2 separate regions of the Homo sapiens genome follow, and region 2 is linked to region 1. The links are chromatin loops, found by intact Hi-C in ENCODE. Cell type or tissue: Caco-2. All regions are shown on one strand. Each heading gives the region's core, and the rest is flanking DNA. Links, peaks and the distances in the headings are about the cores only.

The links. Peaks named below come from ENCODE experiments on the same cell type or tissue, not always from the same donor. Only the 100,000 strongest peaks of a DNase experiment are listed, where the experiment ranks them.
Region 2: a loop joins it to region 1, with 8 times the contacts of the local background. A loop is called at or near these places in 1 of 110 quality-filtered maps.

Annotation. Positions count from the first base shown.
Region 1 is chr2:126,994,368-126,999,803 of GRCh38, reverse strand. No RefSeq gene overlaps it. Among named protein-coding and RNA genes, the nearest start is that of TEX51, 98 kb to the right of the region's middle. In Caco-2, for the core only: no CTCF peak of the experiment used is centred there; DNase peaks (open chromatin) are centred at 2,503, 2,833 and 3,632.
Region 2 is chr2:127,113,251-127,117,829 of GRCh38, reverse strand. LOC105373605 (a long non-coding RNA gene) reads right to left here. Exons shown (of 4, transcript XR_923311.4): 2 at 1,394-1,567. Among named protein-coding and RNA genes, the nearest start is that of BIN1, 8.4 kb to the right of the region's middle. In Caco-2, for the core only: no CTCF peak of the experiment used is centred there; a DNase peak (open chromatin) is centred at 2,149; H3K4me3 peaks cover 1,734 bases.

The sequences.
Region 1 (5,436 bases), core at 695-4,694:
GACTTTTTTCAGTGGTCCGCCAAAGGATTAATAATGCAGCAGTGAATCATCAAACATGTCCTGAACACCCATCGCAGGCAAGGATGCTCACTGAGCACATCCTCTTATTTTGTTATGTGACTCTCCCCAGCATGGGCACCAGCCCCAGCTGACAGCGTCTCTGGGTTCCCAGCATTGGGCATTGCTCATTCCTGGCATCAGGTGCATCCTGTGATGCAGCTTGCACACAGTAGCACATGTCTGTGCTGCTTCTCCTGTGGCTCAGTGACTCTCCCCAGAGGAGAACCACTTCAGATAGGAGGCAACAGGCCCCGAGACACCCCTGCCCAAGCTGTATTCCAGAATTCCTGTGTCTCAGGACTACCTGGATCCCAGGTTGCCTGCCAACCCAGGCCTACCCACCACACCCCATCACTTCCCTCTGGCGTCCCTCTTGTTCGCTCTGTGTAAAACTCAATTTGCCTCTTGATGGATATGAATAATTAGAACCCTCCAGCATGAATAATTCTAGGCAAATTAATTTTCATGCCAATCAGGGAAAATTAATTGGCTTCATGATGTTTCATATTTTCCAGGAGGGGCTCCCCAGCTGCTGCCCCCACCTCTTCTCAGCCTTGGGCTCTTCTTCCCCAGCACTTTGGAGAATATTGCTTGTTAGTTTTATTGTTTGTTTGTTTGTTTGTTTTTTAATGGTTTCTGCAGGCAACAATGTTAAATTCCTTGCAGCTAAATGACCTATTTAACAAGCATGATAAAAACATCCCTTAGAACCATTCCTGGCTAAGTAAGATCCAGCTGGTCCTTTATAGCCCAATTTCTTTTTTAACCTTTTTATTTGCTATTGTGGAATATAAACACATATAGGGAAGTGTATGAAAGATCTAAATACACAACCTAATGAATTATTATAAAGGAAACAGATGTCTTCTCCTGTTCTGTGGCTTATCCTTGCTCACTCTTAGTGATCTTTTTTGATGAAACAAATTCTGAATCTTAATATAGGCAAACATATCAATCTTTTCCTCTATGCTCTGGTTAAAAATATGTTTGAAAATAAAGTATTTACCTTGCACTTTATGAGAAGTGCATAAATATGTTTGAAAATAAAGTGTTTACCTTGCACTTTATGAGAATGTAGTTCATTCTCATTTTTTTCCAAAACAGAAAAGTACACACACACACACACACACACACACACACTTACAAGAGTTTAAAAGTAGTTGCAGCTATCATGACATGTTGCTCTTAATCATTTCATATGAGTGATAACAATATGAGTGATAACAATACCATTGTCACACCTAAGAAAATGAACAAATGTCTAATATTGTCAAACATCCAGTACTTACCCACATTTCCCTAATTATTCCCAAAATGTATTTGATATATGTAGGAGGATTAGTTTGCCTCCTCTTAAATTTCATATGAATGGAATTTACTGTGTATGTTATTTTGTGTTTGTTTTTGCTCATCATTATAACTGAGCAATTTATCCATATTATTGCATGCGTGTAGTTCATTTTTGTTCATTGCTATGTTATTCCATTGTATGAATATGCCATAAATTATATATCCCATCTACCGTTTCTTTCTTTTTTCTTTTTTTTTGAGATAGAGATTTGCTCTGTTGCCCAGGCTGGAGTGCAATTGTTCCTGGATCAAACTGAGGGTCAGGCTGCTATTTCTTGTGGCCCAATAACAAGGTGCAGATAAACTGGGGAGGAAGAGAATTTATATTTCTGCAACCAGTTACAGGGAGAAGACTTGGAAATTATCGCCAGACCAACTCAAAATTATAGTTTTCCAGAGCTTATATATACCTTTTAAGTTATATGTCTATGTGTAAGTGTGCATTCACCTAAAGACATAAGTGATTAACTTCTTTTAATCCACAACTAAGGTCTGAGTCCTGAAGACCTTCCTCTGGAGCCTCAGTAAATTTACTTAATCTCAATGGGTCCAGGTGCTGGGGTGATTACCCTTATCTTGTCTCCTGCTAAATCACAGAGGTTTGGGGAGTTCCTTCAGACCCTCAATAAACTTGTTTGTGGAGGCCTGGGGAGTTTCTTCAGACCCACAGTAAAACTTGTTTAATCCTAAATGGGTTCTATTAAGAATTCCTCTATTATTTTGTTATGCTTTAGGGCCCAGGAAAGGCCTAGGCAAACTCTTGATGGGCTTTTGTTACATCACAGCCTTTGTGTAAGAGCACTGGCTTTATTTATTTATTATACTTTAAGTTGTAGGATACATGTGTAGAACGTGCACGTTTATTACATAGGTATACATGTGCCACGGCGGTTTGCTGCACCCATCAACCTGTCATCTAGGTTTTAAGCTCCGCATGTATTAGGTATTTGTCCTAATGCTATCCCTCCCCTTGGCTCCCTCCCCGCGACAGGCCCCAGTGTGTGATGTTCCCCTCCCTGTGTCCACGTGTTCCCGCTGTTCAACTCCCACTTATGAGTGAGAACATGCCATGTTTGGTTTTCTGTTCCTGGAGCACTGGCTTTTAATATTTAACTTAACCACTCAGTACTGAAACAGTTATTATGGAGGCCTGCGTTAGTGACACCTGGCCTGCCACACAGTGGCGTGATCTTGGCTCACTGCAACCTCTGCCTCCCGGGTTCAAGCAATTCTTGTGCCTCAGAGTAGCTGGGATTACAGACATGCACCACCAAGCCCGGCTAATATTTTTTTGCATTTTTAGTAGAGGTGGGGTTTCGCCATGTTGGTCAGGCTGGTCTTGGACTCCTGACCTCAAGTGATCTGCCTACTTGAGGTCCTCGGCCTCCCAAATTGCTGAAATTACAGGCGTGAGCCACTGCACCTGGCCCCATCTACTGTTGATGGTGTAATCATTCACTCTGCAGTTAAACTGAACTTGGGTCCACTTGCCTGGTGCAGCAAGCCAAACATTGACACTGAGATTTGCAGTGAGAGAAAGAAAGGTATTTACTTTAGGGTGACAAGCAAAGAGAGTTGGGTAGCTAACGCTTAAGACCTGAGCTTCCAGAAGGCTTACATGTAAGGGTTTTTAAAGGCAGGGAGAGAGAGGTTACAGGCAAAGTCATAAGTCAACACATGGAGGCCATACATTTGTTTGGCCCCAAAAGGCAAGCTATCTTGAAGCGGAGGCTTGCAGGTCATAGGTGGATTCAGAGATTCTTTAATTTGCAATTGGTTAAGGAAGTGAGGCTTTATCTAAAACTTGAGGTCAGCAGAAAGAAATGTTAAAGTTTGGTCTATGAGAATGATTCTTTCCAGGCTCCTCTGGAAGAAATTTAGAACAAAGACTGGTGGTCATGTTAGAGCAGGCAGATAGCCAGACATGAACAGGAGAGGAGAGCTCCTGAAAAAAGGGAGGTCTGGAAAATCTCACCCCTCAGGGACCACCTGAAACAGGCATGATAGATACAAGTAGAGAGGAGGGGGAATACCTATACAGGAAGGCATGCCCATTAAGATGCCCACTAATCATTCACTCTGCAGTTAATGTGTCCGAATGTAGCTAGATGCATGCTGATAAGGGGAAGAGGGCAGAGAAGGAAATTCCTAAGAGATAACATAGATACAGTAAGTATAGATCTGAGTACTATACAGCCTTCCTGGGGTGGCAGTAATGAGCGATGCAGCCGTCAAATAGGATTCGTACCCAACACTGGGACACATGCATGTGCACCAACTAATAGTAAGGGAGGGTCCCACAAGCCTGGGGTGAGAACTAGGCAGGCAAAGGATGGAGACTTAAGGCAGAAGTAGGAAAACTAGGCAAAGAAAAACAGCAGAGACTTAAGACAGAGGCAGGAACTTCAGAAAAGACTCCAACATCATAAAAACCCAGTGCAGAACTCTCAAGCTGCTGCTGGCTCACTCCCTTTAGCAGCCCACTCTGCCTGATCTTTGCAGTGTACTTCCCCTTAAATAACTGTCTGCTCTCTAGTGTCCTTCAGTAAATCAGTCACTTGGCAGAGTGCTTCCTCCGAGTGAGACAAAGAACTGAGGATTCCTGCACTTCCTGGTAACAGTTGGAGTTCAGTCCCCCATTCCCACTTGCCTGACAGTGGTTGGCATTTTCCATCTGGTGGGGGTCTGGGTTTCTGAAAAAGCAACTCAGAGACACATGTCAAGATGTTATCTTTAGTTTCTATAGGGAACCAAACACCTTGTAACTCTAGCTCACTTGAGTAGATACCGTTTAAGCTGTGATTACCTGCTTGCTTCTCAGGTTGTTCATTCACTTCTCAAGCCTAGATAGGTACCTGGAATTTCCCTGGAAGGGACTGAAGAGTTTTTTGTTATTTCCATGCTTTGGGGGCCTGGAAGGCCCCTAAGAGGGGTTTCTGCTCTGTCCCAGTGGATAATTGGCTTGTCTCCCATTTATGAATAAAATCTCTATGAAGGGCCTTTTTTTTTTTTTCTTGAGACAGAGTCTCACTATGTCGCCCAGGTTGGAGTGAAGTGGCGTGATCTCGGCTCACTGCAGACTCTGCCTCCCGGGTTCAAGCAATTCTCCTGCCTCAGCCTCCAGAGTAGCTGGGATTACAGGCACCCACCACTATGCTTGGCTAATTTTTGAATTTTTAGTAGAGATAAGGTTTCACCGTGTTGGCCGTGCTGGTCTCAAACTCCTGACCTCAGGTGATCTGCCCGCCTTGGCCTCCCAAAGTGCTGGGATTACAGGCGTGAGCCACCACGCCCGGCCTGAAGGGTCCTTTACATTACCATTAGCGAACAAACTCTGAAGTGGAATTGCTGGGTCATAAGGTATACGTGCTTATCTTCATTGAAATTCCTGCCAGCAGTATATAAGAGTTTCAGTTACACCATGTGTTTGCTAAAATTTGGTATTGTCAGTTCCTTTAATTTCACCTTGACTGGGGGTATGGCGGTATGTTGTGACGATTTTAATTTTCATTTTTCTTAGGAATAATGATGTTGGCCACCTTTTCATGTACTCATTGGCCATCTAGATATCCTTTTTTATGAAGCATAAGTCTTTTGCTATTTTTTTTCCCATGGGATTGACTGTTTTTAAAATTAATCAGTTTGTAGGAGTTCTTTATATATTCTGGGTACAAGTCTCATGCTAGATTTATGTACTGCGAATGTCTTCTAGTCTGTGGCTTGTCTCTGAAGGAGATAAAAATATGACACTCTGGTATAGTGACTATTTTGAGTTAAAGGCACTTGAAAACAGGAGGTGCAAGCTCACTCTGACCTTCCTTCTGTCTCTGAAGAGCAGGAGATAAAGTTCCCCTGTGAAAGGCGTTCTGCCAACACCAGAAGGACAGCATCATTCTTATCTTTGGGGACAGGAAGTTGAGACTGAGGGAAATCTGCAGAAACAAACCTTGCTAGACTAACCCTCATCCTCTCAGCCAGTTCTCCACCAATTAACTCCCTTTGCCCAAGCCTTTGCCTGGTCACATT
Region 2 (4,579 bases), core at 1-4,000, 120 kb before region 1:
CCTGGAGGAGGTGACAACTGCGCGTGTCTGTAAAGGTGAGGCAGGTTGCCAAGTTGCCTGGTGAGGAAATCGGGGAGGAGAGTTGGGGAAGTCAGATATGTATGCCCATGTCTTTAGGAAGGATACATGCAAAGCCCCGTAGGGTGTTGGGGGGCTGTCTGGGCAAGGCTGAGGTGGCCATGTTGGCTCTGGAGTTGGGGAGCCCCTCTCCATCCAGGTATTTATTTGTGGTCACAGGGACTCTCATGGGATACAACAGCAGCTGGGCCCATGATCAGATTTCAGATATGTACAATGAACTGGGGTAGGAGATGGTGCAGGAGGAAAAAAGAAAAGCAGAAATTCATCATGACTGAAGGAGGACCCTGCTATAAGGGACAGTGGCTTTGGGGAGAGCTCCATTTGCTCCCACTCCCACCAGCGTTGGGTGTTGTCGCCTTTTAAATATAACCATTTTTGTGAGTGTATGGCGTTAACTCATTGTGGTTTCAATTTGTATTTCCCTAAAGACTCATGAAGACTCATTTTCTCCCATGCTTACTGCCATTTGTATATCTGCTGTAGTGAAGGGTCTTTTCAAATCATTTGCCTTAAAAAAAAAAGATTGCTTTCCTTATTGAGTTATGACAATTCTTAATTTGTTCTTGGATACAAGTCCTTCATTAGATATCTGTACCATGAAAAGTTTTATCTGAGTGGATTACCTCTTCATTTTCTTAGTGGTGTCTTTGGAAGAGCAGGCTTTAAAAATTTTGAAGTCTCGGCCGGGCGCGGTGGCTCACGCATGTAATCCCAGCACTTTGAGAGGGCGAGGCGGGCGGATCACGAGGTCAGGAGATCGAGACCATCCTGGCTAACACAGTGAAACCCCGTCTCTACTAAAAAACCCCATCTCTACTAAAAATACAAAAAATTAGCTGGGCGTGGTGGCGGGCGCCTGTAGTCCCAGCTACTCGGGAGGCTGAGGCAGGAAAATGGCGTGAACCTGGGAGGCGGAGCTTGCAGTGAGCCAAGATCGCGCCACTGCACTCCAGCCTGGGTGACAGAGCGAGACTCCGTCTCAAAAAAAAAAAAAAGAAAAAGAAAAAAAAATTTGAAGTCTCATTTATCAATTTTTAACGGTAGCTTAATATTCAAAATACAATTGACCTTTGGTCAGTGCGGCGATTGGGGGCACTGACCCCTCACACAGCCGAAAATCTGTGCATGACTTTTGGCCCCCACAAAACTTAACTATTAATAGCCTACTGTTCATCAGAAGCCTTGCTGATAACATAAACAGTTGATTAATACACATTCTGTATATGTATTATATACTGTATTCTTACACTAGAGTCAGCTAGAGGAAAGAGAATGTTATAAGAAAATTGTAAGGAACAGAACATATACTTACTATTCATTCAGTGGACATGGATCATCATAAAGGTCTTCACACTGAGTAGGCTGAGGAGGAAGAGGAAGAGGAAGAGGAGAGGTTTGTCTCGCTGTCTCAGGAGTGGTAGAGGCGGAAGGAAATTCACGTATATGTGGATCCATGCAGGTCAAACTCATGTTGTTCAAAGATCAACTGTATGGATAAACCAAATTTTAAAATAAGCAAATTTAACAATCCACGCCTGGACATTTAGATTGTGTCCAACTTTTCACTATTTCACTCATTGTGAGGACATGACTGCGCTAGTGACTATATTCTAAGGACAGAATCTCAGATGCATATGTTTGTCAGGTTTTGGTTAAACACCTGAAATTGCCCTCCTAAAGTGCACCTAGTAACTTGTAAATGAAGCCCAGTTTCAAGGAACCGGTCAGTCACCTTAGTAGCTTCATAGCTTGTGGGCGTGTTGATAAACAAACGAGACTTTAGAAATGCTTAAACACGGAGATGGGCCATCTTATCTCAGCACTCTGTTTAGAAAGCCATTTTTAAATAGATAATTAGGGTAAATTTCCAGTGAGTATTTCCAAAGTCTGGAATCTTCTACAGGAACTAAGCAGTGATTTATTAAAGAAGGAGTGCTGGGCAAAGGGCTGTTTGCTTTTCTGCACCTTTATTTGACCACCTGGAGAGCCAACAGAGGTCTGCCCCCTGTGTCTCACCAGCAATGCGGGCACATACTAGATTAACTAAGGGACTAACAGCCGCTATGTCATAATAGCAACTATGCTTTACCAAGCTCAATCAGCCCTACCAGGGACTGCCTGGTACCCCTAATCCTCATCGGCAGCCTTTCCTGGTGAGTATGAAGGCCCCACTTAAAGGAAGCAGGCAGTGACTGGCCCAGGGCCACAGTACTCATACCGATGGAGCCAGGGCCTTTGGCCTAAAGCCTGTGTGTCGTCGTCAGCATCTCAGTCTACTACTTTTTAGCCACAGCATAGACCACGCAGGGGTCAAGGTTTAAAGACATGCAGGACAAACACAAGCAAGCTGATTTTTTCCTTTTTTCTTTTTTTTTTTTCTGAGATGGAGTCTTGCTCTGTCTCCCAGGCTGGAATGTAGTGGTGCGATCTCAGCTCACTACAACCTCTGCCTTCGGGGTTTAAGCGATTCTCCTGCCTCAGCCACCCAAGTAGCTAGGATTACAGGTGCACACCACCACACCCAGCTAATTTTTGTATTTTTAGTAGAGACCAGGTTTCACCATGTTGGCCAGGCTGGTCTTGAACTCCTGATGTCAGGTGATCCACCCTCCTCAGCCTCCCAGAATGCTGGGGATTACAGGTGTAAGCCACCGTGCCTGGCTAAGCTGATCATCTTGAAAAAGGTTTTGCTTTTGGAGACTTCACTTGCTGGTGGCAAAAGGAAGTAACTCATTCCTGGAGGCCTTGCTAATATCCTGGAATTAGTTGGGGGATCCACTCACTGGCTCACTCCACAGGTCTCTCCTACACGGTCTGCTGAAATTGGATCTAAACATCTGGGCCCCTTAGAAGCCCAGGGACAGGGCCTTCCAGATGGTTCTGTGGGGAGTTGTCTTTTTGTCTCTGCAAGGATCGCCTCAAGGAAAGCTGGACAGGCTGGGGAGTCTGCACAAGCCTCAGTGTTTGGTGCCAACCCCAGCACAGTGTACAATGTCCTTAGCCTCTTTGCCAACCTTCATTCTGAACTCCTACCCCTTCAACCACCTACTCATACGTCCATTTGCCCAGGACAGTTCTGGCTTACACCTGCTACCTAGGTGTAATTATTTTTTTCCCCTTTCACTCAAAATTGTCCTAGTTTGGACACTCCATATTAATACTGATGGGTCAGGTGCAGGCACTCAGGAGAGACTAGCTTGATGATACCTATAGCATAACAAATGCATTAGAGTTGGCTCTCTGAAGGTCTTTATTAAGATAATGGTATATTGGCTGGGTGCGGCGGCTCACGCCTATAATCCCAGTACTCTGGGAGGCCAAGGCGAGCAGATCATCTGTGGTCGGGAGTTTGAGAACAACCTGGTCAACATGGTGAAACCCCATCTTTACTTAAAATACAAAAATTAGCCAGGCATGGCGGTGGGAGCCTGTAATCCCAGCTGCTTGGGAGGCTGAGGTGGGAGAATCAGTTGAACTTGGGAGGCAGAGGTTGCAGTGAGCTGGGTTAGCACCACTGCACTGCAGCCTGGGTGACAGAGTAAGACTCCATCTCAAAAAAACCAAACCAAACCAAACAACAACAACAAAAAGATAATGGTATATTAGTCATAACACTTCTTGCAAGTGGCCTCAAATTGGCTTTAGCAAGAAAAAAATGTATTGGTTCCTATGGCTGATAGTACGTGGTGGGAGTGGCCAGGATTTGGGCATCACTGGGACCAGGTTCTTAAGAAATGTCATTAATTCCATTTCTCTCTGTCCCTGTTTCTCCGTCTCTTCACTCGTCTTGACCTCAACTTCTAGGCAGGTCTTTCATGTAGTGGGCAAGCTGGCATCTGGTAGCTCTAGACTCACATCCTCCCAACTCTGCTAGTCTAGAAGAAAAGGGAACTTATGGGTCCTACAAGTATAGAGCATCCTAGGAAAGCTCTTCTTGGGCTTTTCCCAAGAGAGCCCAAACTTCATGTGCTCATCCTCAAGCCTGGGCTATGTGCACATCACAGTGTAAGAGACAGGGCTCATCAAAGCACACCCACCGAAGAAGGAGCTCCAAAGGAAAGCAGGACAATGGGCAGGGCACACCACAGTTATAGCATCTGCTACCCACTATAGATAGCCACCATCTACAGAGTCACTTCTGATATTCCAGGGGCTGTAAATATAGTGTTCACTATTTCCACAATAACCTAGAGGTTAATTTACCCCCACATTATAGATGAGGCTTGAACAGCTTGAATAACATATCCAAGGATGGAAAAGTGGTAAATGGAGTAGCTGATTACTTTTCTTTTCTTTTTTTCTTTTTTTTGCGAGACAGGGTCTGGCTCTGACACCCATGCTGGAGTGCAGTGGTGCAATCTTGGCTCACTGCAGCTTCTTGGGCTCAAGTAATCCTCACATCTCAGCCTCCCAAATAGCTGGGACTACAGGAGCACACCACCACGCTCAGCTAATTTTTTAAATTTTTTGGTAGAGACAGGATTTCACCATGTTGCCC